Regions from separate parts of the Mus musculus genome. Here region 1 is linked to region 2. Evidence: chromatin loops called from intact Hi-C (ENCODE). Cell type or tissue: heart. All regions are shown on one strand. Links, peaks and the distances in the headings refer to the core of each region. The heading gives the core; the rest is flanking DNA. Region 1 has its middle 18 kb from the start of Tmem29. Region 2 holds the start of Iqsec2 (IQ motif and Sec7 domain 2).

The links. Peaks named below come from ENCODE experiments on the same cell type or tissue, not always from the same donor. Only the 100,000 strongest peaks of a DNase experiment are listed, where the experiment ranks them.
Region 1: a loop joins it to region 2, with 2.6 times the contacts of the local background. A loop is called at or near these places in 3 of 42 quality-filtered maps.

Annotation. Positions count from the first base shown.
Region 1 is chrX:150,471,074-150,483,461 of GRCm38, forward strand. It overlaps a transcript of Tmem29 not described here and a transcript of Apex2 not described here. Among named protein-coding and RNA genes, the nearest start is that of Tmem29, 18 kb to the left of the region's middle. In heart, for the core only: CTCF peaks have their summits at 6,960 (motif pointing left), 7,168 and 7,501 (motif pointing right); a DNase peak (open chromatin) is centred at 7,228; H3K4me3 peaks cover 705 bases; H3K27ac peaks cover 664 bases.
Region 2 is chrX:152,142,345-152,154,732 of GRCm38, forward strand. It overlaps Iqsec2 (IQ motif and Sec7 domain 2), which reads left to right and starts at 1,924. Exons shown (of 15, transcript NM_001114664.2): 1 at 1,924-2,835. The coding sequence starts at 2,129. In heart, for the core only: CTCF peaks have their summits at 5,307 (motif pointing left) and 9,582 (motif pointing left); DNase peaks (open chromatin) are centred at 4,037, 5,267 and 6,527; H3K4me3 peaks cover 1,190 bases; H3K27ac peaks cover 261 bases; H3K27me3 peaks cover 4,458 bases.

The sequences.
Region 1 (12,388 bases), core at 2,673-10,672, 1.7 Mb before region 2:
GAAACTATTGCTTTGAACTTACAACAAGCTTGCAGAAGGACACACTGCTTTGACCTTAATATCAACTTCCTTCTGTAACTCCCATTTTATATAACATTTTATCTCTGAGGTAATTTCCTAAAGAACTTTTTTTATCTCGAATTTAAATGACCAGAGAAAGGAAAGTTATCAGTTAAATTGTTTGGCTTGGCGAGCTCTGCCCCATCAATTCATCCATCCATCCATCCATCCACCCACCCAAATGTGTATGTTTGTCAGTACATAAGTATGTAGGTATGTGTGTGCATGTAAGCATGCATGAATACTTGTAGAGTGTATGAGACAGGCGGTTGGGCCCAACAAAAATGTGAATGTGTTAATGTGCAAATGAGAATCTAAATATATGTATGAATGTATATGTGTCTGTGCATATCTGCCTGTATAATGCATCTTAATTCTTATCCCTTCCCTCCTCTCTGGTTCACAAAGAGTTAACCAGCCTAGTCAGGGAGGCTTCTGTCTATCTGGACAGAGAAGTGAGTGATAACAATACATTTTTATTTGGTTCCCCACTGTGAGACAACAAGTGTTGCACATCCAAGCCAGTAGTTTTTAACCACAAAACAAGCAAGAACATTTTTAGGATTTCTTTAGAAGTTATCAGCAAGCATTCAGTATAGAGAGCGAGAAGGCCAGAGACCATCAGTCTTTTCAGACTACCTCTATGTGGTTATTTGCCAAGAGCCAGACCTCTGCCTCTAGTCTGGTCTTCTTGTTTGTTTTGTTTTGTTTCCTTAGCTCAGGAAATTACAGAATACTAACCATTCATATTAAGCATTCTCAAAAGAGCCTGCCCAGGAAGGTTCCTACTGTCTCCAGTCTGATGTTATCGGCTATGAACTGTGGTGTATATAGCATAACAGATGATGCTGACCAAGATATTCAGGTGTCTCCAATAATGTCTTGGAAGCAACTGAGAACTTCATGAATGGTCCTTTCATTCCCTTTCTTCCAGCCTAGTATCTCCCACTACTCCAGCCCATATCTCATCTCCTCCTTCAATAGCGACACCATCCCTTAGTTGCTTCTGCCATGACACTCCCAGCAGCTCTTGGGCCCTCCATCTATTCTGAAGAAAAGATCTGAAAAGATCTGTTTCCACAGCTGCCACATCACTTGTCCCCTACCCAAAGATGGAAAGCATGTTGCCTGGGGGATTAATAAATCAGAACCCTGATTTATCAGAATAAATGAGAAGGCTAAGGTCAAAGTGGGGTGAGAGTAACACAGGAACATATAAGTGTACTAAATCACAAGTGCATAGACACCAAGAACTGTGTATTAGAATCCTGCCAAGATTAGCCTTGGAAGTAGTGGGAAGTTCTCAGATTTTCCCAAGTAGTTGGTGAACAAAGCACCCTTCAACAGCTGATATCAAACCACTTTAAGAATCAAGAGTCTTCCTCCCAGAGTCCAAAACTGAATTCTCCACCTTTCTTTCAGTGCCTTTTGCCAGTCTGCTGTCTGCCCCTGTTTATGTCTCTGTAACAAAGGGCTGGACTCTATATTTATTGAACACCTCAAAAAGCATAGTATGGGAAAGAGATGTGGAACACTTTACAGAAATCCTTAATATAGTTTTTCAAGGGAAGAGGTTTGTTTACTTACTCCAACTGACCCAGATAGCATTCAAAATCTCAAATAGATACTACAGGCACATATTGTTCGCAACATTTATGTGATACTTGTTTTCCTTCAGGTTGCTTTCAACATGTTGGCAGTTTTCAGCAAATGGTTACCACAAAACACACACACACACAGAGAGAGAGACAGAGACAGAGACACAGAGACAGAGAGAGAAAGAGAGATGGAGAGACAGAGAGAGAGAGCAAAGTGTGTGTGTGTGTGTGTGTGTGTGTGTGTGTGTGTGTCAGAGTTCTAAGCATGGAAGAACACATAGTTTAAGGTATAATCTATGTATTTAGCATAGATTTTTTTAAAAACTGGTTACATGGAAAGCCCAAGCCATAGGAGGATCGGTTACAGTGTTCTCTTCAAGGCAGGCTAAACTTAAACAGGCTAAGCACATAGTAGGACAGCCAACTGAGTACCTAGTTTTAAATAGCCTCAAGACACATTAGTAACTTAGTTGCAAGGCCTAGCAAAAGTCCTGCCCGGTCACTGGATTTTCATTTGTTTGGTGTCTTCAAGACATTTTAGAGAGTTTAGCTGGGGCACGAGAAAACAGGAGAGGTTGATTTTATGCCAAGTGTGAAGCCATAAAACAAGCATGTGTGGCTTGTCTGGCCTGCACCCCATCCTGGACTTCAACCAAAGCACCAAGAAAAGAAAGTGGGGCTTTCAGACTTAACTACCAAAAAATCATTTAGAATCATCTAAATACCAGACAACCACAATTAAAAAGCAAGACATGAGTAAAGTATGTGCAATTTTTGGCAGCACATATAACACACACACACAGACGCACGCTCCATGTAATAGCTAATATTGGTGATAAAGCAAATTATAGCAGACTATCTGTGCTTGTAAGGGCACAGTCTAAGAGCTGTTGGAGTATTTATATAAGCAGAGGCTATCAACACCTTAATTTAGTCTTGTAGCTATGGTGACACACAAATATCAAGTCAGTTATGAAGGGTCTTAGAACACAACAAGAAGTACACCGTAGTGCACTGGTCTCCCTGGCCTGTTGCACTCTACAGTATATGTGTTTGCAGAATGCTTTCCTGCTCCCAGCACAAGAATGGAAGACAAGACATGCTAGGAAACAATACAAACCAGCAAGGAATGGGGATTTTCAAAGTATCCCTTTATGTACACAAGTGTTTTGCCTGTATGTATGTGCACAGCATGCATGCCCAGTGCCTGCTGAAGCCAGGTGTCAGATACCTTAGGACTGTAGTTACAGGTGGTTGGGAGCCACTATATTGGGGCTGGGAATCAAACCAGGGACCTCTGCAAGAGCAACAAGTGCTCTTAACCTCTAAGGCAACTCTCCATCCTCAGATATTTTTAAAAATAATTCTAATGTGATATGTTTTACTCACATGTAAGTATTAAATGAACCCAGAAGGTAGTGGAAACATGCTGGTTTGGAAGGAGTGTGAGGTGGCTAAGCTACAGCCTCTATTAACCTGTGATCTGTCAGCATTAAGAGATTCCTAAAACATACAAGGACAACGCTGTGGAAGCCAAGAAACGAGTTTTGTCTAGCACATGTGCACAGCTCATGAGATGTCTCTTCTGGATCCTCTGTCTCCCTATGAACTGCGGTAGATGGGAGGAGGGGACCTTAGGATGCCTTAGATCGTTAAGAAATTGGCCTCAGTGGTGTTCACTGGACAGAAGGACTGGTAGTGGAGATTATATAAGAGCCAGACTTTCCCCTATTGGAACTGACTTCACTCAAGGATAAGGTCATTTCTTTCTTTCCAAAAAGTGTGTGTGCCTGGGGGCAGGGTTGCCCTTGTTGTGCCAGGGAGCATTTGTGAACCTCAAAAGGCCACCAAGGAGCCAATTCTGATGCAATCACACTAGGGTCTCTTTATTCAAGCTTGAGCCTGGGCCACACCACAATCCCTAAGGCATTAAAATGGGAGGGTGCCGCTTGGAGCCCAGTTTCAGGTAAGCTTTATAGAGGCAAAAAGCAGATATCCAGCCTGGCACATATTTGATTGGGGGACCATTATGGCCTTTAACATCACTGTCTGGTGCTGGGCCCAAAACTTCATTTCTGTTTTCCTCCTGATTGCTGGTTGTTAGGAAGTGAAGTGCCAGGAGCAGACTTGTAACCTGGAGGTGCAGATTTGTTGGGGAATAACCTGGAAACTGGTGCTAGGTACTGGCCTATTCACTTGAGTTCAACCTTAGGCCAGGTTCTCTAAGATGATGCCTGAACCCAAAAGATCTGGTCTCTCACCCAGATCAGTCTCCAATCATGGTATTCTCCAAAGATATCAGTGGAAGTATCCAGTAAGCAGGGTACAGTGACGCTAAAAACCCTCTGCTATAGGCCTCAGGTGCTATCTGACAACACACTTAAGAGTTTTGGTTGCTGGAAGCTAAGGGTCTATTTATGTTTACTTGACAGTCTGAAGGATGCTGGATCAAATTCTGAGGGGCAAGGAATGTCTATTGAGGGGTTAAAGATAACTCAAGCTAATTTGACTCTGTACCTATAACAATCCAGCTCTCAAGGACTACAGTTCTCACCAGTCAATAAGCCTCGGAAAAATCTTTAATGCAGGAGAGGTTTTGTTTCTGGGACCTTTACACATCTTACAAGAACAAAATATTTATACTGGAAAACAGCTTAGCTGTGAAAACTAGAACAAAGCCTTTAGTCACGCCTCAGCTCGCCCTCAACAAAAAGAATCAGTATAGTAGGAAATAAACTACAGGGCTGGAGAGACTGTTCATCAGTTAAGAGCACTGACTGCACCTCCAGAGGTCCTGAGTACAAATCCCAGCAACAACATGGTGGCTCACAACCATCTGTAATAGGATCTGATGCCCTCTTCTGGTGTGTCTGAAGACAGTGACAGTGTACTCATACAAATAAATATATAAATCTTTTAAAAAGGAAATAAACTATAAATATATATAAAATCCTGAGCTTTTTATTATCTATAATAATGAATTAGGTTACCACAGACTTGAGAATCATATAAATAACTCATCTCTGAAAAAATATCAATTTGTTATAAATTCAAATTTATATCAGACATGGTGACAGGAGGAGCCAAGGTTCAAGGCCACTCTCTCACCTCAAAGTGGGTTGGAGGCCAGCATGGGCTAACTGAGATTTTTTTTAGCTGGTGAGATGGCTCAGCGGGTAAGAGCACTAACTGCTCTTCATCAGGTCCTGAATTCAAATCCCAGCAAACACATGGTGGCTCACAACCATCCATAGTAACATATGATGCCCTCTTCTGGTGTCTAAAGACAGCTACAATGTACTTACATATAATAAATTCTTAAAAAGAAAATTACACTTTGTCTACATCTCCTGCATCCCCTCAAGTCTCACACATGCTATTGTCTCGCCAGCAAGAACACACGCGTGAGAAACCGGATCCTTCTGCAGCAACTTTATTACACCAGTTTCAACATGAAGAGGAGACCCCAAGCACCAAAAAGGCGCTGCTAATATACACTTTAGTGTGGCGTGTCCACACCTGATTGGCTGCTCTCCCAGGGCCTCGTCGCCACGCCCCGGGATGGGCAGTGACTTGGCACAAATTTACTCTTGCACCTGCCCACATTACTTGTTTACCAGTTAGGCACAGCGGAGGCTCATGATGGCAATTGCTCATGGCTCTCCACACTCAAGCCCAATAGAAGCACAACTCTTAGATGCTTGCTTGTATCATAAGAGTAGTACCTAAAAATTTAGTCTACATTTTCCCCCAGAGACCATACACGATTATGCATGAGCTTTAACAGTTTAGAGAATAATGCCTCTAGGCGTTTGTTGTGTTGGTTTGGTATGCGTAAATGCCAACTCCTGGTGATTCGCCACTGTATTTTTGAGACAGGGTCTCTAACCGAACCTGGAACTCACTGGCTGTTAAAACCTGGAGATCTTTTGTCTCCACTCACTGGGCACTAGAGTTACAGAGCCATGCTGTCAGGTCCAAAAGAAATGCACAAATGGCTCTCTGTGGTACCAAGTAGCATACCAAAGCCCTGCTGGCCTCCAGACTTCCTCTGTGTTACTCAAAACCTGTGGCTCTTTTCACCCCACCTCCTACCCTAAATTTCTCCAGCTCCTGGGTGGGCTTCCTCAACCCAGGTCCTCATTCCTATATAGCCCAGTCATTTCAGCCACACCCACTTTATAGCCCCTACTCTCTTGGCCCTCTAGGGTTTGTTTCCCAAACCTCTAGTCTATGACTTTCTTCTCTCACTGTACTCTTCTTCATACATACAATAAAAGCCGTTCCTTCAGTCGTACCTCAGAGCAGTCACATCCTCACAGATGCATGCACCACAATGGCCAGTTTATAAGTGAGTATGTGCTGGGGATCTGAACTCAGGTCCTCAGACTTGCACAAAGATTTTTACCAACTGGGGCATCTCCCCAATGATGTTTCTTAATGACAGAGAGACAGAGACTGAAAGATCCACAGAACTGTTAGGCACTGTTCTGTTGCTATGCTGTTAAAGAAATTTTATAAGATGAATGAGAAAGCAAAGCAATACTTTATGGTACCTACCACTAAAATAGGGAGTTAAGATTTATTTGTATTTTTTGAAAAATTATCAGTTATTAAAAATTTTTGCCACATTAGAAGAAAAAGGTTCACTCTTTCAAAGTGATTACTAAGACAAGGAAATATAAAATATAAAAGGGAAAATGTAATGTTACACATAGCAGTTATACATGTAAATGGGATTCAGTGTAATGATTGCATAAATATGATACAGCAATGGTGCAAATACTGATGTTTATGTATTTTAAATGTACTGGTATAAATAAAAAAAGTGAGACAATTATAACGAAAATACAATTAATGTTGACCATGGAATAATGGGACTGTGTGTAAGAATTGTAATAAACTTCCAGAAATGTCAAAAGGTTAAATGAAGCCTATATTGAAATAACTTGTCCTAGATCAAATAACTGTCCCTAGATTAAAGGACAAGTTGAAGAAATAAAGCCTTTTAGAGGAGCCAAAAGCAGAGGAGGTGAGGTGCCTAGGCCACTCAGTTTAGAGGGTAAAAAATAATAATAAAGTTGAAAAGTTCAGGTGGTGGTTTTGAGGCAGGAAAAGAGTTCAGAAGGACAAAACCCAATTGTCTTAGGCAAGCAGCCCTTACCCAAGCAAAGACAGAGGAACGGAATGCATTACAAAAGGAGGGGAAAAAAGTAAAAGTCTTTCTATTTTTTTCAAGCACAAAGGGCGGGGGAGAACCAGAACATAGCAGCAGCAAAGAACACTATTGCCATCTACTGGTCAGAGAAAGCTAGATATGACGTGCACGTCTGCGCGTCAGCACCGCCGACAGCAAGGAATCGGGGAGCCAGACCGGATAAAAAGAGAGGGACTATAGAATGCACTTATAGGTGCTAAGAAAGCCCAGGGAACCTTCAGAACAGAGGGTTACAGGACCTAAGGGCGCCAAGGGAGCCTGCTTTCGGCTACGCGGCCTTCCTTAGTCCCGCCCTCGGAGCCATAGCAATAGCAGCAGGAAGTCCGGGACACAAGTTGAGACTCAGCTAGATCGTCTTTGGATTGGCTGGTACACTAATGACACATAGTTCCGCATTGCGGCTGTGGGCGTTTTCCTGCCTTTCATTTATGCATCTGTCCTCTCCAGTTTTTTACATATAAGCAAGGTGTTTGCTCAGGGGACATACTGCCTTGCCACTATCGTCGCCTCACTTTCGATCTCGATCCAGTGTACTCTCGATCCAGTCCCCGCTGACCGAACTCGGTGATTCGTAAACCCAGAAATAATTTTCTTGGGCTGCAAACGATTTTCAGTTTCTCAAGCCACTAGGTGGCAATGTTGTACACCAAAACCTTATCCGCTTACTCCCCCGCCTTTTGTGTTTAAAAAAAATTGTAAACTGGATTTTTTTTTTTCCCCCTTGCTGCTTTACGCTTTGAGTCAGTCTGAACTGAGAATAAACTAAGCCACTTTCTGCTCATTGCCTCTGTACAAAGTACACTTCTTTTCAATTTGGAATTTTTCCTATGGGCTCTCCTTGGCATCCCAGCAACATCTATTTCCACTTTAAAGTTTTTTCCTCACCCCGCCCCCTTCCTCCCCCAATTTGTCCTGAGTTGGAATACTGAGACATTTACATTGGGGAATAATCACAGTAGCAAAATTAGTTATGAAGGAGCAGCAAAAAGTTTAGGGTGGGGGATACCAGTGTATTATATAGAGAACTTTAATTTTTTTAAAGTTTTTCTATTTTGTATATTTCTGTATTTACACTTCTTCCTCCAACTCTCATCTGTTTCCTCTTAGTGACCCTTTTATTACTGTTACACACACACACACACACAAACACAAAAATATATAAATAAAATCTTCAGAGTTCCATTAGTGTTGCTCAAATGTGTATGTTCTTAAGAATGACCTCTTTGGACCCTGATATAGCTGTCTCTTGTGAGACTAGGCCAGGGCCTAGCAAACACATAAGTGGATGCTCACAGTCAGCTATTGAATGGATCATTGGGCACCCAATGGAGGAGCTAGAGAAAGTATCCAAGGAGCTAAAGAGATCTGCAACCCTGTAGGTGGAACAACATTATGAACTAACCAGTACCCCGGAGCTCTTGACTCTAGCTGCATATGTATCAAAAGATGGCCTAGTAGGCCATCACTGGAAAGAGAGGCCCATTGGACACTCAAACTTTATATGCCCCAGTACAGGGGAGCGCCAGGGCCAAAAAGTGGGAATGGGTGGGTAGAGGAGTGGGTGGGAGGATATGGGGGACTTTTGGGATAGCATTGGAAATGTAATTGAGGAAAATACCTAATAAAAAAGTATATATATAAAAAAAAATGACCTCTTTGGACCCTGATATAGCTGTCTCTTGTGAGACTAGGCCGGGGCCTAGCAAACACATAAGTGGACGCTCACAGTCAGCTATTGGATGGATCACAGGGCCCCCAATGGAGGAGCTAGAGAAAGTATCCAAGGAGCTAAAGAGATCTGCAACCCTATAGGTGGAACAACATTATGAACTAACCAGTACCCCGGAGCTCTTGACTCTAGCTGCATATGTATCAAAAGATGGCCTAGTCGGCCATCACTGGAAAGAGAGGCCCATTGGACACGCAAACTTTATATATCCCAGTACAGGGGAATGCCAGGGCCAAAAAGTGGAAATGGGTGGGTAGGGGAGTAGGGGGGAGGGTATGGGGGACTTTTGGGATAGCATTGGAAATGTAATTGAGGAAAATACGTAATAAAAAAAAATGCCAAAAAAAAAAAAAAAAAAAAAGAATGACCTCTTTGGGGTTGGAGCTCATGGGGAACGACCTATTGACCTTCTCTTGGCGGTTGCTAAATTGCCTGTAGCTCTTCAGCTCAATTTGTGGTCTTGTGAGGTAGCTCTCAATCCAGTGGCATGTCAATTGGTGTCCTTGTTCAGGTCTTTTTAGATGACCATACTGTTGAGATTTCTCTGTCATATTCAGAAGGCACAGTCTCACAGCTTACTACCTGCTCCTCTGGCTCCTACAATCTATCTGCCTCCTTCTTCCAAGATGGTTCCTGAGTCCTCCCTGTAGGGCCTGTTATAGATATATCAATCAGGGTGGGGCAAAGCACTGCCATTTTTTTCTATGCATTCTGACTAATGACAGATCTTTGTAAAAGTTTTTACCTGCTGTAAAGAGAAGCTTCTCTGATGAAGAGGTCTACATTTTTCCCCTGTGCATATACAGATGAATATTTAGAATGCCGTTAAATACCATCCTATTTAGGACAGTGGAAGTAGTGGGTTCTTACCTAGGTACCATGGCTTCAGCAGCCATGGGGAGTTGGCTAAGTCTATATAATTCCAGGCATGAAATCCCTTGTATTGAATGAGCCGTAAGTCCAATTAGGTGGCAACTGGTTATCTCTGAGACATGTGCCACTACTGCACCTTTGGGAATATCATGCTACAGTGGCCATTGTTGTAGTTTAGGCTTCACATCTGGGGAGGAGTGTCGGTTGCTTTTCTCCCATGGAAGCCCCAGGAGCAGAGTTTCAGGTCCTTCAGCTCAATTGCTCTAGGTCCTGTGTCTGAAGTTTGCATTTTCTTCAGTAATAGGAACCTTCAGATTCTAGAAAGCTACCAAGAGAAATGGTGACATTGTATATTGTTTGGGGGTTCTCTTGGACCCTTTGGGCCCAAAATTCAAAAGAAGGAAAGCAGCCTTCTTAGTATATTCAACACTATGTTGTAACATTGCACTTTTGGAGGGAGAGTGTAAATGCAAACCCCTACTACCATACAAAGTGGAGTTGAGTTTCCTGCATTTAGAGAAATTGCAGGGAGTGTGATGGATAGGCCTCTTCATTTTCTTGATCATGGTCTCATCTCTGCTAAGTATGCTCAGTTATTTTTAAGCATATGTATAACTATATAGTTGATAACGTTAACATGCTATTTGTGATGTGGTAAATGCTTGGACCAGGGAATGACACTATTAGAAGGTGTGGCCCTGTTGGAGTAGGTTTGTCACTGTGGGTGTGGGCTTTAATACCCTCACCCTAGCTTCCTGGAAATCAGTCTCCTCCTAGCAGTCTTCAGATTAAGATGTAGAACTCTCAGCTCCTCCTGCACCAAACCTGCCTGGATGCTGCCATGCTCCCACCTTGATGATAGTGGACCAAGCCTCTGAACCTGCAAGCTGGCCCCAAATAAATGTCCTTTATAAGAGTTGCCTTGGTCATGGTATATCTTCACACCAGTAAAACCCTAACTAAGACACTATTTTAAAATGCAACTTAACTCCAGTCGGGAAAGAGGGTAGACTAACCTAACCTCAAATCTACCAGGCTCATCCACAGCTCTGCAATAGAATACCTGCTGGACTTCCTCCAACTCCCATTTCCCTGCCTCTAGTAGATCACGCAGATTTTTCCTTGCTCATCCCCAAAACCCCATTTTAATTCCAGCCCCCAACTCCATCAGGCACACCCTGGGAACCCACAGGCCTCTCGAGCCAGAGAAGCAGGTAGGCTGACAGCAGATCCTCATCTCTCCCTCTGCTCCTCCAAGTCCAATCCCCCAGTCTCATCCCCAACTCTATAACAGACCCTCTGCTGTGGCCTCTCCTCAACCTATGCAGAACCTGGTGGAACATCCTAATTTCCCTGATAGCGGCAGCAGCCCATCCCCACTCCTAAGTGTCAGTTACCAATACCCAGAAACACATTTTACCTGGAACCCTCAGTGCCCACACCTATCAGGACCCAGATTTCCCTACCAGGCAACACACAGACAGTACACTCTCCTAAGAGTCAGAGAGTAAACAGAAACCAAGAAGCAAAACAACCAGTCAACAAAGACAAGACCATATATCAGCACCAAGAATTGCAATCCCGGATGGCCAGACAACAGCATAAAAACACAGTAAGAGCCAGGTCAATGTGTCTCCACTAGAGCCCAGAAACCCTACTTACCTAGCAAAAGCCCAAGAAAAAGACGTTAAAACTGACTTTATGGATATAAGTCTTTAAGGAAGAAATGAATAAATCCCTTAAAGAAATCCAGGAAAACACAAACACTGGAATGAAATGAATAAAAATGTCCAAGTTCTGAAACAGAAATAGAATAAATTTTTTTTAAAAAAAGGAAAACTGAGGGAAATTTAGAAACTAAAACCTTAGGAACTCAAATAGAAAGTACACGGGCAAATATCATAAACAAAATACAGGAGACACAAGAGAAAACCCCAGACATTGAAGAACCATTAAAAGAAACAAATGTGAGGGTAGTGAGATGGGAGTGGGTGGGTAGGTGGGGGAGCACCCTCAAAGAAGCAGGAGGAGGAGGGATGGGATAGGAAGTTTCTGGGGATGGGGAATCTAAAAAGGAGATAACATGTGAAATGTAATAAAATAAGATATTCAATTTTAAAAAAAATAAATGTATACATTGCTCAAAGAAAATGTTAAATCCAAAAAAACTCCTGGCCCAGAGCATTCAGGAAATTTGGAACATCTTGAAAAGAACAAATCTAAGAATAATAGTAGAGAAAAGAGAAGAAACCCAGAACAAAGGCCCAGAAAATATTTTCGACAAACCATAGAAGAAAGTTTTCCTAATCTAAAAATGGAGATAGTTTCAGGGAAATGCAAATCAAAACAACTCTGAGGTTTTATTTTATACCCATCACAATGGCTAAGATCTAAAACTCAAGAGATAGCACATGCTGGCAAGGATGTGGAGCAAGGGGAACACTTCTTCATTGCTGGTGGGAGTGCAACCACTCTGGAAATCAATCTGGCAGTTGCTCAGAAAATTGGAAATAGTTCTACCTGAAGACCCAGCTATACCATTCCTGAGAACATACCCAAAGATGCTCTACCATACCACAAGAACACATGCTCCACCTATATTCATAGCAGCTTCATTCATAATAGCCACAAACTGGAAGCAACCCAGATGCCCCTCAACTAAAGAAAGGATAAAGAAAATGTGGCTCATTTACACAATGGAATACAATTCAGCTATCAAAAACAAAAAAAAAAAAAAAAAATCATGAACTTTGCAGGCAAATGGATGGAACATGTGAAAATCACCCTGAGTGAGGTAACCCACTCCCAAGAGGACATGAATGGTATGTACTCACTTGTAATTGGATATTAGACATAAGATACAGGATGCCCACAGACCCCAAGAAGCTAAAGAAGGAAGGCACAACCGAG
Region 2 (12,388 bases), core at 2,185-10,184:
ACACACACACTAATAATGATAATATAGTAATAATAATAATAAAATAAATTTTTACAAAGAAAGTGATGTTTTTCCATTTTATTTTCTGCCCATGGAAGGATAGCTTAAGAACATCATTTTGTAGCTGTTTCTATCAAGGCAGTCCTGAGCAGTGGGAACTAAATGAAGTCCAGTACTCAGTGGCTAGCTAAGCACACTAGAGAACTTCTGCATCAGCTCAGAAGGCATTTTTCATGCCTTGTAATCATTCTGGACCCAAACCTATGTTAGAAAGCTGGCTATCCCCATTGTTCTTGAGCTTTCTCCTTGGTTAGTCACAGCCTTCTCAGCACCTTTCATTTCACTCTGCTGTTTCTGTCCAATCTCTTTAGGATCTCTACAGAAGCACAGAACATTTATCACTGGGAAAATCAGGGATGGACTCAAAAAGAGGCATTTGACTTAAGGCTTCCACCTTGTCCTCCTCCTTTTCTCCTTACTTCTTTCCCTCTTCCTTCTTCCCCTTCATGTGCAAGGGTGTTTTGCCTGTATTTATGTCTGTGCATCACATGAGTGCCTGGCACCCTTGAAGGCCAGAAGAGTGTTTAAAATCCTTCTTGAGCAGGAGTTACAGTTTGAGTTGTCACGTGGGTGCTTGAAATTGAACCCAGGTTCTTCGGAAGAGCAATTAGTGCTCTTAATTTCTGAACCATCTCTCCAGCTCCTAACTTTCTATTGTTATTTTGGTTTTTTGAGATAGCATCCCACACTGTAGCTAAGGATTGTGTGGAACTCATTACTTAGTTCAGGTTGGCCTCTAAATACTAGCAGTCTTCCTGCTTTAACCTTACAAGCACAGGTATTATAAACCCATGCTGAGAATTTGATTCAGGTCTTAATGAAAAGATAAAACTTCACTGATTGGCAATGGTGGAATGAAAGAAGATGCCATTTCCATGGGGATTAGAAAATGACGGTTGAAGAAAGATGTTTTGACATCAAGTCTGACTCTAATGGGGAGTCCTGGGGCTTGTTGGAAATGATCATCAATGATCAAAAAAAGACCCTTGTCAAAAAGGCCTTCCTTGGTCAAAAGACCCAGTAACGGGCTAATATAGGGAATCCTGGGGTCGGATAGGATTGGAAATCTGAGCATTGATTTGGATGAAGAATTTAGAGGTTGGCGGGCTGAAGGTAAATGCCTGAAGAGTTACATGTGTGTGTGTGTATGGGGGGGGGGGTTAGTGGTGGTGGTGGTGGTGGTGGTGGTGGTGGTGGTAGTAGTAGTAGTAGTTGAATTCCAGGGACTGTCTGGGATATGGAACTACAGACTGGGTGGGCTGGAGGATCACAAGGCTAGAGAAACGCAGAAGTACTGAGATGGAGTAATGGTCTATAGACTGACTAGTTGTAATGAAAAATCAAGAGATTGTCATGGAGCTGGAAGGAGATCATCTAAAACAAGAAGCCAGCTGGGATAAGGAATGGGATACTGAGTGGGGTTGGCCGACTGAGGGGTTGGAAGTCTGAGTTGACTGAGTCTGGAGACTGCCTGGGCTGGGTGTTTTGACGGCTTGGGTCTTGGGCCTGTTGGGCCAGTGCATATTAGAATAGGTTGGAGGACTTCATTAGGCTGTTAGGTGAAGACCCCAGGACAGTTGGAATGGAGATATCTCCTGCAGGCTGAGCTAAGGCTGGCATCCAGCTGAGGTGCCAGTGCTTTGGGGCTGGTCCAGCTAGGGTGTTGGTGGCGACTGCAGGTGGGGCGCGCGGGGGCGGGTCGGGAGAGCTGGGTGGGGGCAGGGGCGGGGGGCGGGCCGGCGGCCGGGGCGGTCCCGCGCGGCCGCGCTGCGCAGTGACTCCGCAGCGGGCGGAGCGCCGTGGGCCGCGTCCTTCCGAGCCCTGGCGGTGGCGGTGGCGGTGGTGGTGGCGGCGGCGGCGGCGGCGGCGGTAGCCTTAGCTCCTGCGCCCCGTGCCGCCGGCCCCAGCGCTGTCTCCCGGGCCCCCTAGGGCCCCCGGGCCCCCGAGCCCGGTGCGCGCCCTCGCGTCCCGCCGGCCCCCTCCCCCGGCTGGGCCCGGGGGAGGGTGGCGCCGTGAGCGAGCGGGGACTGGGCTCTCCTGCCCGTTCCCCTGTCCCTGGGCCGCCAGGATGGAGGCGGGGTCCGGTCCTCCGGGTGGCCCGGGATCTGAGAGCCCCAACCGGGCGGTGGAGTACCTGCTGGAGCTGAACAACATCATCGAGAGTCAGCAGCAGCTGTTGGAGACCCAGCGGCGGCGCATAGAAGAGCTGGAGGGCCAGTTGGACCAGCTCACCCAGGAGAACCGCGACCTGCGGGAGGAGAGCCAGCTGCACCGTGGGGAACTGCACCGGGACCCCCTTGGCGCACGGGATAGTCCTGGCCGCGAAAGCCAGTACCAGAACCTGCGTGAGACCCAGTTCCACCACCGCGAGCTGCGGGAGAGCCAGTTCCACCAGGCGTCCCGGGACGTGGGCTACCCGAACCGGGATGGCGCTTACCAGAACCGGGAAGCTATCTATCGGGATAAGGAGCGAGAAGCCTCCTATCAACTTCAGGACACTACCGGTTACACAGCCCGCGAGCGCGACGTGGCCCAATGCCACCTGCACCATGAGAACCCAGCCCTGGGTCGCGAGCGTGGCGGGAGGGAGGCTGGGCCAGCGCACCCGGGCCGCGAGAAGGAAGCCGGCTATTCCGCGGCGGTGGGCGTGGGGCAGCGGCCACCGCGGGAGCGGGGCCAGTTGAGTCGTGGCGCATCCAGAAGCTCCAGTCCTGGCGCTGGCGGAGGTCACAGCACCAGTACCAGCACCAGCCCGGCTACAACCCTCCAGAGAAAGTAAGGAATGTGTTTGCGGCCCCCACCCCACCCATTCCTTTCCCTCTAGATCCCTCTCCAACTTAGCTGGCAGATAAAGTATATGAAGCCCATGCCTGATCCCATTTCCTGCTTCGCCTGTCCCAATCGGGAGAAGGTTCTCCTCAACCGGCTGACATGCTTTCCCTAGCCACCACACATTGGTTTGGTCAGACGAGTGCGGGCTTCTTTTCCCTGTAGAACCAAAGCCAGTTAGAGACTAAAGCAATTCCCACTACCTCCCTCCACTTCTTCAGCCCCTAGCTGTATCCTTTCCAGAGGATGGATTAAATAATTTTTAGACAGAGGTGGTATCAACTCAAGCCCCCTAAAGAGAGAAACACTCCTACACACCTTTTTTTTTTGGGGGGGGGTGATCTCGTCTCGAGGCAGGTGGGGACCAGAATGGAACTGCAGCACATCTTGGCATGGGGAGGGGGGGTGATGGTGGCAAAGATGGGGGAGCAAAGATGGAGGCTAGGCCCTTGGTTAGTTTCTCAAAGTCCAGCTGGTCTCCACCCTTCAAGAAAAACAACACCCATTTAAAGAGCCCTACCAGGAAGGGAAGTCCATAGATCTCCCATCTGTTGGATCAGCTTCAGACCTGTGCTGGGGTTTGTACATGTGTCTGAGACAGGTTAGGAATATTTTCTGAGTTGATGGGACATGGACAGGATCTACTTTTCCTATGTAGATCCCATTGTGTGCTGATTGGGATAAATGTATTAGGCTGTGAGTCAAGGGCACGAAGGCTCACAGGGATGCCCTAAAGGCCCTCCTATTGCTTTACTGCTATACTGAAAAGAACATTGAATTGGGAGATGGGAGAACTGGCGTCCCCTTCCAGCTCTGTTGCAGATTGGCTTTGTGACCTTGACTGAGTCCCTTCTTTTGCCAGTCTATGATTTCCCCTAGATATTTTTTTTAAAGCCAGGGACTGCCAACTGAGATTCAATGGGTATGTTACTAACCCAACCACACCAAAGAGCAAGTCTGAAGTCCTTTAGCAAATGGACAGGCTTCCCCCTCCTCTCACTGCTCAGCTGGTCCTACCATGTGCCACAACTAGTGGAGTGTCTCTTGGAGGCTGGGCTGGGGGTGGGGAAGCCTTCTGCCTCAGGAAATCTGCCGGGAGACAGCTCTCTGCAACTCCCCCATGGTGAGGCAGCAGGCTGGGGTGCTGGGTTGAGATGGCTGGGCCCCAGGAGCAGCAGCTGCAGCTTGAGGGCTTGGCTGGGCTCCACTGCAGTGCACCCTCAGCTGAGTGTTGAGGTAGAAGGACAGCCCCAGAATGGGGGGCAGAGAAAGACTGGATGGGGCATTGTGGTCCTTGAGCCTGGTTGCAGACTTCTCTAGAGGGGTCAGGCCTGTGATGGAGGGAGCAACCTCAATATGTATGGCTCCAGGGGGCAGATCCAGGAACAGAGGGAACATCTGAGATAAAATCAAGAGAACTTTTCAACCTAGCCAGTTGTGATGCAGTACATTGCCTCAAGGGATGGGGGTGGTGGCTGGCCTGAGTGGTCCAGTTGAAGTCTAAAGGGGGTCTGAGAGAGCTGGAGGAAGCATATAGTTCCTGATTTGAGCATTAAGCCCAATGAAAAGACCTGAATCTTTCTCAATTTCCGAATTCCATTGCTCTCAGATTCTCTACCCTGCAGACATCAGGTCTGATTTTCTTGGCTGGCTGGAAGCCCATTTGCCCTTCTGCCATCCTTGCGGGCCTGCTTCTGACTCCTTCCTTCTTTTTGTACACTTTCCAGGTTGCTTGTTGGAATCCCTTGCATCACATTTCCTACTGGCTAATAAAGAGGTTTAAATAACACTTTGGGTTTCTCTCAACCACATATTAACTGCTTGCCTATCTATGATTGCTTCCTTTGGACTTCACAGCCCAGCCCACTCAGTGAGCATCAGCAACTCCATTTTAGAGAGGGAGAAACTGAGGCTTCAAGATGAAGGGGCCTTATTCAAGGTTATGCTACTATTTGCTAATGGAGCTGCGACTAGAATCTAAGTCTGCCTGTCTTAAAGGCATGTTATTTGTTCCCTACAGCTTAACTACTCCTAGGAGTCTTGGCCTCAGGACCTGCTGAGGTACTGAACTGGGAAAAGCCAAAAGAGCCTTAGGTATCTCCAGGTTTTGAACTAGAAGAGATGGGTCTGGAATGAGTGGAGGAGTTGATGAGAAGAAAAGACAGCTGTCTTCCTCTTTCCCACCTTCCTCCTTGCCCGGTGTCAGGAGAACCTGTAGCCATTGCTGTAACCAATGCTGCTGCAAGCGACTCCCCTGCTAGGCCTGTTCTGGGTTTGTAAGGAGTGGGTGAGAAGGCTGCTGTTGGAAGCGCGGGCAGGCAGGGTGGGAGTTCAGCAGCTGAGGCTGCAGCATTGGGGGAGGACAGGCAGAGCTGGTACAGGCTGGGCTCTGTTGGGCCCCAGGCTCCCTCTGGTGGACAGACTAGGAAGACTAGGGCCTGGGTCAAGATGTAGCTTGTTGGGAGCCTGTTCTGCCCCAGACTCAGTTCTCCCAACAACCCTTTGTGCATCTGTCATTACCATCATGTCACAGCATAAGAAACCCAGGGCTCTGAGAAGTGATGTCCATCAGAGGTCATGCTACTAACACAACATGCTCCCGTTCCTGTGAACTGGGCCTTCTTTGCTTTGGGCATCACCCATCCTTATTCGGATCATTTACCCAGGACTCCCACATCCTTCCCTACTGCTCTTCTGGACAGGTTCCAGAATGCCAGAATCTCTGCTGCCAGGCTCTGGGTGTGGCCTTCCTAGTGTGACAGAAAGCAACATGAGTCCCTACCTCCTTCTGGTCACTGCTACATGAGGATTTAGTTGTTTGCTTACTAGTTGTTGATCCTGACTAATACTCAGATCTTTTTATGTGGAGCTCTCACCTCCTGCCATGATTTAAAAAGAGATCTTTTTTTTGGTTGTTAAGCTTGGTTCCCCCCCCACCCCACCCCCAACACACTACAGTTCTGGCACATAGAATGATTTCTAGAGGCTAGGACTCACTGCTGAGTGCCCTGTGCCCAAGAGAGCTCTGTTCCTACATTTTCTGCATGGGCCTAGCTTTTATCTCTGCTGTATGCAGTGGTGGGTTGAAGCCAGTATAGTGGTAACTGTCTATCCTCTGCTCCCTCCTCCCCACCCCACCCCCCTGTGCAAGCTAGCTCACATTTAGATACTGAACCTAGAGAACGCCAGCGTGGTGTTCTTGGCACCCAGGGCGATGCATAGTCCTACCATTTCACTGCTGAACTATCATCATGTGCGTGTGCTGGGTTGTCAGCATGCTCCCCATAGGGGCCCAGGCTACTGAGAAAATGAATACGTGAGAGCAATCCCAGGGTGAGGCTCTGGGGGAAGTCTGTCCCCTTTGGCGTGCTGGATTCTTTTTCTAGGGTGTCTCTCTTTCCTTTTAGGAGGGAAACTATTTATTGTCCCCTCTGCCGTGTTGTGAGCATTATGCTGGTATGGGAGAAAATGATAACGTTAAGTTTAAGGAGAATTGGGAGTCTTGCTTTCTCTGTCTGGATCTGGGGCAAGAATGGGGTTGTTGTCATCCACAAATATTTCTTGGCTGTGTTCACAGAGCAGGAGGGGCCACCAGGCTTAGCAAACACCATGCTCTTGGCACTTGCAGAGCCCTCTTCCCACCAGCCAGGAAGACAGGGTTTCGGGCTTAGTCAGGCCATAGACAGTACAGAGGACAAAGTGAACCGAAAGGGTGGGGTTCCTCAGAGGATAGAGGGACCAAAGTGAGCCAGGCCACTGTTTGAGGACCTGGGCAGTAGAGGAAGGTGCTTTGAAGAAGTGCACAGTCCCTTGGTGTTCAATTGACGTTCGCTGCCTGTTCTTTCTCTGTCCACCTACCTACTATGGCCTCTGAATTTGCTGGGGGCAGAGTAAAAGCCTGGAGCATGGTGAAGAGGCCCTGTTCATATTGAGTCTCAGCTTTCTGGGTGGTAGGCACTATCCTATGCAGCTTTATGTAATAATAGCTAACATTTTTTTTAGTGCATTTACTGTGTGCTGGACACTGCCTTCTATGTGCTTCCCATGGAATCATTCCTTCTGTCTTCACATGCATCCCTTTATGTAAATTGTTATTAACTCCATTTTACGGATGAAGAAGCTGAGGTCTAGAAACTTCAGGTAACACAGCCAAGGTCCCTAAGTGAATACGTGGCAGGACTACAAAAGAGCTAGTAGGAACCCAGGCTGGGCTCCAGAGCCTGTAGCATTCTTGACATTCTTACCCATCAGGCAGCCCCATGTCTTATCTCATTGTCACAAACCCCTTGCCAGGTGGGTGTTACTGCTATCCTCAGATGAGGAAATGAGGAATCAGAGAGGAGCTGTAAAGGAACCTGCTGATGAGACCTAGAATTGTATGGCTCTCAATCGTTCAATGCACTGTTCCCTGCCAGAAGAGGGGTTTAGAGACATGGACCATAGTCACGACTCCGGCTTTCCTCCGACAGAGGTTCCCTCTTACAATTACCTCCTGATTGTTGCCACCATGTATTTCTGTTAAGCCTCTGAATAGCTGGAGCCAAGCCATGTCTTCAGTCTGGCTCCTATGTTTTTCATTGTCTTTCTGTTTCTGTCCACAGATTCCCCTTCTCTCATTTTTGTGAGTCCCTTGTCCTCAGTCCAGACTTGAGTTAGCCTTGTGCTGCCATCATCAGCTCACTCAGGTCTCTGTGATTTGACTAATGCTGTTCCCTCATCTTTGGTTGAATTTTTAAGGTTGAATTAGCTAACACCTCTTCACACCTCTCCTGTGTTTATTTGGTGGTCCTTAATTTGTTAAAAAAAATTCTATTTTGTGTCTGTGGCTTTTTTTTTTGCTTGCATGTATGTATGTGTACCACATATGTGCCCATGGAGGCCAAAAGAGGGCACTAGATTCCCTGAACTGAAACTGTTAGCTGCCATGTGAGTTGCTGAGAATCAAACCTGGGTCTTCTAGAAGAACGAAAAGTACTTTTAATTATTGAGCCATCTCCCAAGCCCTTGTTGGTCCTTCTTCATTTTTTTTAAAGATTTATTTATTTTTTATTATATGTAAGTACACTGTAGCTGTCCTCAGACATACCAGAAGAGTCCATTGGATCCCATTACAGATAGTTGTGAGCCATCATGTGGTTGCTGGGATTTGAACACAGGACCTTCGGAAGAACAGTCAGTGCTCTTAACCATTGAGCCATTTCACCAGCCCTTATTGGTTGTTCTTAATGCTCAGTTTATCCTTGGCGTTTGCAATGAGCAGATTATCCTTTTTATCTTCTTTTTAACCTTTTTTTTTTTAACTTTATGTATAGGGAAGTTTTGCCTGCACATCTGTGCTCAGTGTGCATTCTCTGCTTGTAGAGACCAGAAGAGGGCATCAGATCCCCTGGGACTGCAGTTACAGATTGTGGGTGCTGGAAATTAAACCTGGGTCCTCTGTAAGAGCAACTAATGCTATTAACCACTGAACCATCTCTCTAGCCCCAGGTCTAGCTTTTTACAATACCTCCGTAGTTGTTCACATCTTGTGCCTCCTACTAGCCTCTAAAACAGCAGTTCTCAATCTGTGGGTTGCAACTCCTTTGGGAGTTGCATATCAGCTATCCTGCATATCAGATATTTACATCACAATTCATAACAGTAGCAAAATTACAGTTATGAAGTAGCAACAAAATAATCTTATGGTTGGGGGTCACTGCAACATGAGGAGCTGTATTAAAGGGCCCCAGCATCAGGAAGGTTGGGAAACCCTGTGACTTAACTGACATGTATTGAGTACAAGTTTTGTATTGGATTCTGTGCTTGGTGCAGGGGGCATAACAAAGGGCCGAAGAACTTGGAAGTACTTTGCATAACACATAGCTGCCCAGTCAATTCTGAGTAAACACATGAATGTCTAATTAAGTCCTGGTGAGCTAATGGCCCAGTACCTCAGTTTTTCTTTATTCTGGACTCCTTTTGAGAGAAATGTCAACTTCAAAATTCTCTTGGCCTTTTCCACTTGCTCCCTGGAGGCATTTGGCTTATGACTTTCCTGCCTTTTACACCCAGTGGTCTCCCAATTCATATAGTGACAGAGAAGCAGGATTGGATGAGACTTTTAAAGATATACAGGCTGCCGGGCGTGGTGGCGCACACCTTTAGTCCCAGCACTTGGGAGACAGAGGCAGGCAGATTTTTGAGTTCGAGGCCAGCCTGGTCTACAGAGTGAGTTCCAGGACAGCCAGGGCTACACAGAGAAACTCTGTCTCGAAAAACCAAAAAACCCAAAACCCAAAAACCAACCAACCAAACAAAAATATACAGACCAACTGCTCATCATTGTATCTCCTTAGCATGCCATGTCTGTGTCATGCGACATTCTTGATCCTTGGAACAAAATCCTCTCCCTTGAGTGAACCAGGCAGTCCTGTACAGGACCTGTATGCAGTTCACCCAAGTCTGGTTACAAGTTGTTGATTTATAAATTTTTCCATTTCTTTTCCCCTTTTTGTTTCCATCCAGTCTTTATTGAGAAGATAACCAAGGCCACGCACAGCATCTTGGGGTGGGAATAGACTTGGCCTTTTTGGTTCCTTCCCTGGCAGGAGCCAGTGTCACAGGGAAGAAAGGTGAAGAGATGCCTTATTTCCTCCTTGGTGGGGATCGGCTAAGGCTAGACAAGAATAGATGATACTTCCCTGCCCCCTAGAGGCGAAATGCGACAAACACCGTGAAAACAGTCCTATCATATCTTAGCCAAAACAAAGATGGCTAGGCCAGTTATATGACTGATTGGGATTGTTCCTCTCATGCTTTAGATGTAAATGAACCACCACCATCACCCGAGAGGTACCCTTCACTCATAGAAGATGCATTTATGTGGCATTATGTGATCTTTTTTAGACTATAAGTTTCATTTATTTTTTTTGTTGGCGCATGGAAATAAGAGTGCAGTTGTATGGTTCTTGTGCTTTCTTAAAAGGTTAGTATGACTGTATATCCAGGTCTTATGATTTCCTACTGGATCTCAGGTTACAGTGTATTACACTCACCTGAATCAAATTGTCGTAGGGTCTCTATTGCTGTGAAGAGACACCATGACCACAGCAACTCTTATAAAGGAAAGCATTTAATCGAGGCTTGCTTATAGTTTCAGAAGGTTAGTCCATTATTGTCATGGCAGGAAGCATGGCATCATGCAAGCAGACTTGGTGCTGAAAGAGCCAATAGTTCTACACCTTGATCTGAAGGCAGCAGAAAGAGAACTGGCTTGAGCTTCTGAGACCTCAAAGCCTGATCCCTAGTGACGCACCTCCTTCAACAAAGCCAAGTACTCCAACAAGGCTACACCTCCTAATAGTGCCCTAATAGATCACTATGGGTCTATGGGGGTCATTTTCTCTTAAACCTCCACCCAAGCCAAGGTTTTCTTCTATATAATCATGTTAGAATTACTGTCATTAGAGATTATGGTGTAGTCCTTACTATGTGTAAGGGCCTGGGCTCACTTTCTGTTGTATTCCCTGAAGAATAATAAACATTTGCCATGAGGAAGAATTGTAAATAAATTAGTTATTTTCTCTTTAGGGTAGAGCTCAGTTTATTCCCAGCATTGGAAAAAAATTGCTGTTGTTATATATGATGTGATGTACCTAACTGGCACCTCACACAACTGCACATCTGCTGTGTTAGCCACTTCTTGAGTAACGCAATTCAGCTGTGCTTGTGAAAAATTGAATATGACAAAGCCAATCACAGCACACAGTACATGTTTGTTTATTGATAAACATCATTACTAACGATAGTTTTGTAAAGCTCTGTGCTATGTGAGGGGAAGGAGTAAGAGGCCATGTAAGCACTCCCCACAATTCTAAGAGAGAGGTTAACGAAGTGAATATTTGTGTGTCTGGTGCATGTGGCACCTTGTGCCCTTAACAAGTGGGCTTTGGTGTATTTGCACTGCATGGTTCTGGGCTCAGGGTGAAGAAAGCAGTTGTGGAAACAGATACAAATACAGTGGTATTCAATGTGATATTGCCAGAGGGACGGACAGGAAGTACCGTAAGGATTGGTGGCTGCCCAGACACATCAGGGAAGGCTTCCTACAGGAGGTGGTCTCTGAATGGAGGCTCAGAGGACAAGTTGGAGTTGTCTAGGTAAAAGAGGACTACACGTAGGTTGCTGGGAATTGGGGCCAAATGAGACGTTAAGGAAGGGGGAACAGCCTTCCATCCATGTATATCCATCCATGAAATAAGTGCAAAGAGAAGCAAGACATTTATCAGTCAAAGCAAACTAGAGCAGCACCTGAGAGACAGGGAGCTTTATCAAAAAGGAGGAGACCTTGGAGCATTGGTCATCCCAAATCATGAGGACATAAGAAATTTAGAGTTTTAAGCTAGGGAGAGAGGTGTCTGTTGCACAGTATATTGAAAGTCACATTTTGGAACAATCTCCCTAGAAGTGCAGGTCATAAGATAGACTTGAAAACATCTAGTGAAGAAGTCATATAACAATCTAGATGAGAGATGGTAAGATCTGCACTCCTATTCACAAAAGCCAAGATATGGAAGCAGTGCAGATGCCTATTAACAGATAAATCAAGAAAATGTGTATATATAAACAGTGCAGTTTTATTTACCCCTAAAAAGAAATAAGTAGTGTCATTTATAAGAAAAAATGAATAGAACTGGAAATCATGCTAAGCAAAATAAGCCAGACACAGAAAGACCATTTTGTATGTTTTTCTCATATGCAGAAACTGCATTAATATATAGATATAGATATAGATATAGATATAGATATAGATATAGATATAGATATAGATATAGATATAGATATAGATATAGATATAGATATAGATATATGTGGGCTAGGGAGATGGCATAGTGGATAAAATGCTTGTTGTGCAATTGTGAGGATCTGAGATAGGATTCCCAGCACCCACTAAAAAGCTGGGTGTTTTGGTGCACCCCTGTCATCCCAGCGCTGGGATGTGGAGACACCCCCCCTCCTCCCTGTAGGAGGATTCATGAATCTTGTCAGCTAGTCAGTCTAACCAGTCAGTGAGTTCCAAGTTCTGTGAGAGATCCTATCTCAAGGATAAGGTGAAGAGCTGATTCGGAAGACACTCAACATCAACCTCAGGCATGCCCACACACAACACACACACAGAGACAGACAGACACACACACACACACACACACACACACACACACACACACGTGCATACACAATTATATGTAACATGAAAGCAAAAATGGGACTATTTGCAGGGAAGAAGGGCACCAGTGAAGGGAGGAGAGAAATGTAAGAGAGCGCATTGGGGGCATGAATATGAGCAAAGGACAAGAGTCCACATGTGAATATTATATAATGAGCCTTTAGTCCCAGTACTGGAGAGGCAGAGGGAGGTGAATCTCAAGTTCCAGGACAGCCAAAGCCCTGTAGATAAAAATAAGAAAGGAAGGAAGAAAAAACCAGCCCAATGAAACTAATTTTAAAAAGAAAACAATTT